Regions from separate parts of the Homo sapiens genome. Here region 2 is linked to region 1. A link is an interaction called in ENCODE POLR2A ChIA-PET data of the cell type or tissue named here. Cell type or tissue: PC-9. All regions are shown on one strand. Links, peaks and the distances in the headings refer to the core of each region. The heading gives the core; the rest is flanking DNA. Region 1 has its middle 23 kb from the start of BHLHE41. Region 2 overlaps SSPN-AS1 (SSPN antisense RNA 1).

Evidence for each region. Peaks named below come from ENCODE experiments on the same cell type or tissue, not always from the same donor. Only the 100,000 strongest peaks of a DNase experiment are listed, where the experiment ranks them.
Region 2: POLR2A ChIA-PET joins it to region 1 with 5 read pairs; 2 of 35 experiments call an interaction of 5 or more read pairs at or near these places.

The regions. Positions count from the first base shown.
Region 1 is chr12:26,100,305-26,103,221 of GRCh38, reverse strand. No RefSeq gene overlaps it. Among named protein-coding and RNA genes, the nearest start is that of BHLHE41, 23 kb to the left of the region's middle. In PC-9, for the core only: no CTCF peak of the experiment used is centred there; a DNase peak (open chromatin) is centred at 1,731; H3K4me3 peaks cover 1,487 bases; H3K27ac peaks cover 2,371 bases.
Region 2 is chr12:26,238,121-26,241,037 of GRCh38, reverse strand. All of the region lies in intron 1 of SSPN-AS1 (SSPN antisense RNA 1), which reads left to right. Among named protein-coding and RNA genes, the nearest start is that of SSPN-AS1, 32 kb to the left of the region's middle. In PC-9, for the core only: no CTCF peak of the experiment used is centred there; a DNase peak (open chromatin) is centred at 1,297; H3K4me3 peaks cover 1,558 bases; H3K27ac peaks cover 2,500 bases.

The DNA of each region.
Region 1 (2,917 bases), core at 278-2,777:
TCTTTCTTTAGTAACTGAGGCCTCCGTGTGACTGCAGACATCAACCGAGTGCTCATAGCTTCCTCGTGATGCCTGGCCAGTGTTATGATACTAGGCAACCCAGTGTCTCAGGACCAACAGCGGAATAAACTTTGGCAGAGATCTATACGAGTTATTTCCTTTCTTACACTGCACAATTTCCTAGACATTCAGCCACCCTCTCATCATCAGACCTGCTGAAATCCATAATAAGCAACAGGCTATTAGATAAAAATAGTGGAATAAAACTGCAAATAACATTCTCCCCAAAATGCAGAGATGTCTGTCCTCCGGGAATATTTTATTCAGCTCTGGCGGCTATAGCGAAATACCATAAACTGGATGGCTTAAACAACGAATACTTATTTTTCACAGTTCCAGAGTTTGGAAGTCCAAAATGAGAGTGTCAGCTGGCTGGGGTTCTTCGTGAAGGCCCTCTTCCAGTTGCAGACAGCTGACTTCTCACTGTATCCTCATATGGCAATAAGAGGGTTCACTAGCTCTCTGGGGCTTCTTATCAGAGCACGAATCCCATTCATGAGGGTTCTACCCTTATGACCTTATTAGCTCCCAAAGGACCCACGTCCAAATACCATCACATTGGGGATTTGATTTCAATATATGAATTTGGGGGTAGGGGGCACAAACATTCAGTCTATAACATAAAGGATGGAAGATTCTCATCCTGTGATCTCCTCTTTGGACCAGTAGTATTTGCTTATTAAACCTGGACGGATTTCCAAGTGCAGCTAAGTACACTTGACATGTTAATTTAAGGATATTGCTTAAATCCAATTGTGCTATCTCCAATATTCATCTTCAACAGAGAAGACATATCTAGGTTATACAAATCCTACATGTCATCTAGAGAAAGGTAATGTATCCAGAATGTACAAATTGCAAGTTATCATCAGATAATTGTCTGGGCAGACAAAGCAAAGGCAAAAAACAGCTAAGGTCCTGACCACAGAACTCTGCTCTCTTAAGCTTTGTGCTCAGCATAACTCACCCCATTCTGCTTGAGTGTTCCTCTTGTAAATTCTGCTTAGATTCAAAAGACCAGGGGTTCAAATCCTGGCTCTACCACCTAATTGCATAAACATGGGAAAACCACTTATACATCTTTTTGTCTGTTTCCTTATCTATAGAATGGGGATGGTGATAAGATAAGGTCCACCTTACAGCATGCTGGGGTTCTGAGCTCGTTGAATGTTAAAGTCCTAAACAAACATTAGTTGTAATTGGTTCCTAGAGGGCAATCTCATCGACAGCATGAAATCAGAAATGAGACAGCTTCGCTCATGAGTCTCACTCATCAGCTTTGTGACATTAAGCAACTTACTTCTCAAAATTTATGTTTCGTCATCTGTAAAGAGGATGATTTTAATGAGAGTAGCATCTCTGTAGGACAGTTACAAGCATTAAATGACATAATCTAAGACCTCCTGCATGTCTTTTTGGGGGAGTTCAGTGGTCATGCAATACACTATGGAGAGACTAGAAGGAAGGCAGACAGGTGCAGTTTCCATTTGGCATCATGGGTCAGCATGCCCCAGTGGCATCAGGGTTCTTTCTTTGGCTGCAGAGCTGCATTCCCATGCTATGCTAATAACCTCTGCAAAACACAGTCGACCTGATCTTCCTGCTCTTTCCAGATAATGTGACCAACCTTTAGCCACCACTTGCTCACTTACCCGATAGGTTGTAAAACCAGTTTTTTTGGCATCTTGCCACCTCATCAGTGCTCACCTGCATATTTTTTTTCTGGGTTAGAGGATCATGAGTTCTTGGGTTCGCTGTGGTCAGAGTCAATAGCTGTCTATCAGGAAGTTGCTTTATTAATGAGATAATTCAGAATTTCTTCCGGAACTTCAATCTGTTGCTGGGTAACAACCTGTACCTAAAATCTACACAGATCTTCAATTATCGCTTAGTTAGGAACATGCTAGGATTGCCCGGCTGTCAAACACTCTTAATTGCACTAGGACCGGTTAGTATCTCATGCATTTGGAGCACAAAAGCACTGAGCAAAGCATATGACTGTCTGGTCAAGTCAAGCCCGCCGTTCCAACATTAGGCAATTGTTTCCATGAACAGTTTTCACGCTTCTGATATGGAAAAGAGATATGATCATGGCTATTATTTGCTTTGTGTTTCTAATATGCTGAGCAGTGTTTTAAGCATATAACAACTGCTAATTCATTTAATTTATGAGGTAAATGTTATCATATAAAGAAACCTATGTGCTCAGAGGTTAAGCAACATGCTCCTAGTCATACAGCCACCCTTCACTAGGCTATTTTGCCTACTGTTATTTCAAAAGCTGGGGACAGGGGAAATAACATTAATTTGTTTCTCATAATGGCAGAAGACCGTTTCTTTCTGTTACTAAATTTACTATGAAGAATTTCATTGCAAATAGTTATGCAAGAGACCTTTTACAGCTATACTAATTTAACAGTGATGTAATCTTGATTCTAAAAAATATATATTTGGGTCAGAAAGAGTCTCACCATTTCCTTTATTGTATTTTCCCCCAATATGAAAATTGTTTTGTAAAGTTTTAGCATTTTTTCCCTTTCATATCTACTCTGATTGGCTTTCGGGACCAATACGAGTTACAAATTAGATGCTTCCAAAATATCTAGTTGAACATTTCACTCAGTCAATTGTTTTGTTGCCTAATGTAATATCCATTTGTTCCCCCAGAGAGAGATTTTCTTCAGTGTAGCAATGATTTTGGTGCTTTTCAGACACGATCAATTTAATAGCAAAATGCCTTACACCTCACAGGTACATAGTAATACTTAACAAATGAAATAATGAATGAGTTAATATGAACTTTTGACAATCCTATATTTATATCCACATCACATAGGAATGCTCAGCTTACAACTGT
Region 2 (2,917 bases), core at 119-2,618, 140 kb before region 1:
ACGCTTTCTACTCTCAGCATTTTGAAATGTGATGAGCTGAAGATGATGAGACCTGAGCCACATGTATACACAAAACTGAGTGTAGCACAATTTCTGGAACTCTCAGTTTTGCAACTGCTGTCCAAAGATGCACGCAGTGAACCTGGTGGACTGGCGCCTGACGTGGAGGCTTTAAGGGAGGTGGGAGGGACAGCCACAGCACGGGTAGGCAGCCTCTCACCTCTCCTCTGCATGCTGCCCAGGGATGCTCCACAAGGCAGTTGGAGAGGGCTGTGCCTCACCAAGTTCAGGAATCCCTTCTGAAAGCTTGTCGAGGACTCACATGTCACTGAGCAGGGAAAGAAATGTGCCTCCACCTGAAACAAGTCACATAGCTGGTCCCAGATGAGAAAATGTCTGCTGCAGAAAGAAAGAAGCAAAGGACTTGCAGGATCCTTGAAAGACCATGAGGTCCATGGGGAGGAGAGAGCAGGCTGGAGCAGGCTGTCCCCTCTCTTTCTCCTGCTCCTCTCCCCAGGGCTGCTCTGGCAGCAGAACCAGATGGAAATGTCACCTAGTGCAGAGTGTTTTATTCTTCCTGGTCTACACCCCACCTTAAACAGTGAAAGCTCCTTGGCAACATCATGCAGAGGTTCTTTTCATTTTTAATTAAATCCTAAGAGATATATTTTTTTTCCTAAAGGTGCCAGCTTAAAATAATTACTAGAATTCCCAACAGGGCTAATCAGAGACTTATAGAAAATAAAAATGAAGGAGAATGCCCTACCCAATGGGTTTCTGTCATTTTGCTCAGAAGGCTCTTGCAGTCCAGGGCAGCGATCACAGTTCTTGGCATTAGGGGCTATTAATAGGAGCCTTGAAATAAATCCCTATCCAGTGAGATAAGGAAAACTTATTTCACTGCCTGAGTATCTCTCCTCTGATGACCAGACACCTTCCATTTTCATCAGCTGTTTATCAAAATCAGATTAGTAAAAGAATAATCAGATCAGAATTGTTTATGCCTGTCTCAATCTTGAATTACAAATGACTTTCATGTGCTGCCTGGGCGAAGTACCGTGACCTATAGATGAACTAGCCTTTGTATTTCCTGCACCTTGTACTGAACTTATAATTTCCCAAAGACCACAAGTCATTAAGTCTCATTGTTGATTATTGATCTAAGTAAGATAGGTGAGGCTAGCTCCATGGGGGCTGTGGATATGTGGGCAATAGATTCTCTTTGTGATAAGTCATAAGTCACTAATGGGTTGTTTTGAGCTCTCCCAAGTGGAAGACAATGGAGCCTTTAGAAGGTTGTGGAGTTACGTAAGACATCTCTTTCCAAACAAAGAGGAGGCAGGACACCCAGCCAAAGGGTTGAGCACAGGAGGCTGTGTGGTCTGGTGGTTCCAGGGAGAGACGTGGGGCCAGGGCTTCCTGGGTTCAGCTACCAGCCGAGACTCTGAGTCAGGGGGGAGCAGAGCCAAGTCTCTTGGCTTGAGGCAGATAGACTGTAAAACCAGGAGAGAGAAAACCGCAGGTCTGTGCTCAAGGACTCTAGGGGAAAAACACATTCTGGAAATTAAAAAAAAAAAGAGAGAGAGAGAGTGAGAGAGAGATCACCCTGTTAAGTTACAATTTGGGACTTTTTCAACAAGAAATGAGCATCTTTCCTGCTGATTGGCTGACATGTCCTCCTCTGGGCAGCACTGTGAAGCCCAGCCAGTATCTGAGGGTGTTCTGTGTGGAATGAATAGAGAAGCTCAGGGGTCTGAGCAAAGCCAGTCAACCTTGGTGAGTTGTCACAAGGAATGCTTAGGGAGCCGGGCCCTGGGAGCAAAGAGGTTCTGCATGAATTCTTCCCTTTCACTCATCCTGTCTTCCACAGTAAAATGTCCTCTGAAATCATGGGAGGAAAAATCCCTTCCTGCCAGCTTCTTCTGGATACCTCCCTTCCACCAGTCTGAGCACAGAGTTGTAACCAGCAACCTGTTTAGCCACAGATCCACACAGGTTTCCAAGCCACAGCCAGGGCTGGGGCTGATGGTCCATGTTCTCCAAGTCCCATGAGCCCTGAAAGTCTGATAATTCTGGTCAGACAGAGTGGGTGGCCACCTACATGGTGAGTTTGAAGGATGACTGGGTGGGTCTCCACTCCTTGGCAGGGTGCCGCATTTCTCTGGATCTGAAAGTTTTTCTGATTGTTAGAAATAGCCTGTTAAAATGAAAACCATATTTATGAAGAAATCTCTGTATTCAGCATGAGCACTTGAGTCAATAATATCTTAATAGAGTCCCATAGAAATGGGACAGGAAATGAAGGAGGGGCAGATTTTGCTGTGGAATAAGGTTGGGGGAGGAAGTTTCTTATCTGGAGGAGCAGAGGGATCCCAGGAGGGGACAGAGAGATGAATCAGGTGGAGAGAGCCTTTCTAATAGTTTCTCCCGGAATGTCTGGAACAATATTAAAATCTAGTGGTGGGTGGGCGTGAATTGTACCAGGAGCAATGCTTTTACTTGTAATTCAAGCCAGGCCAAATGGAATCCACGTTTTCACTTGTGGGCACCTTGTCCAGCCACCAAGTACACTCATGATGTCACTCCTCCCTGCATTTGCCAGAGTGCACATTCCCTGCCACTGGTTAAATAGCCATGCTCAATGTCCCAAGTCCTAAGCTTCCCCATATTAAAATGAAGCAGTGATCTCTCCTTTTACAATCTTATAACCATCCTTTTGTCACTTTGTTGCAATCTAGGGAAAAATTAATAAAAAATTAAGTCTACTCTTGCGAGCAAAAGTATCTGAGGAAGGAACGTTATCTATTTTGTAAAAATACCTGAGTGAAAGAATGAAAACTAATCCACTGAGGTTAGTGACAGCTTTAATCACATAATTTTCAGACTCTGCTTCCTCTGCTTATGATAATTCACTATG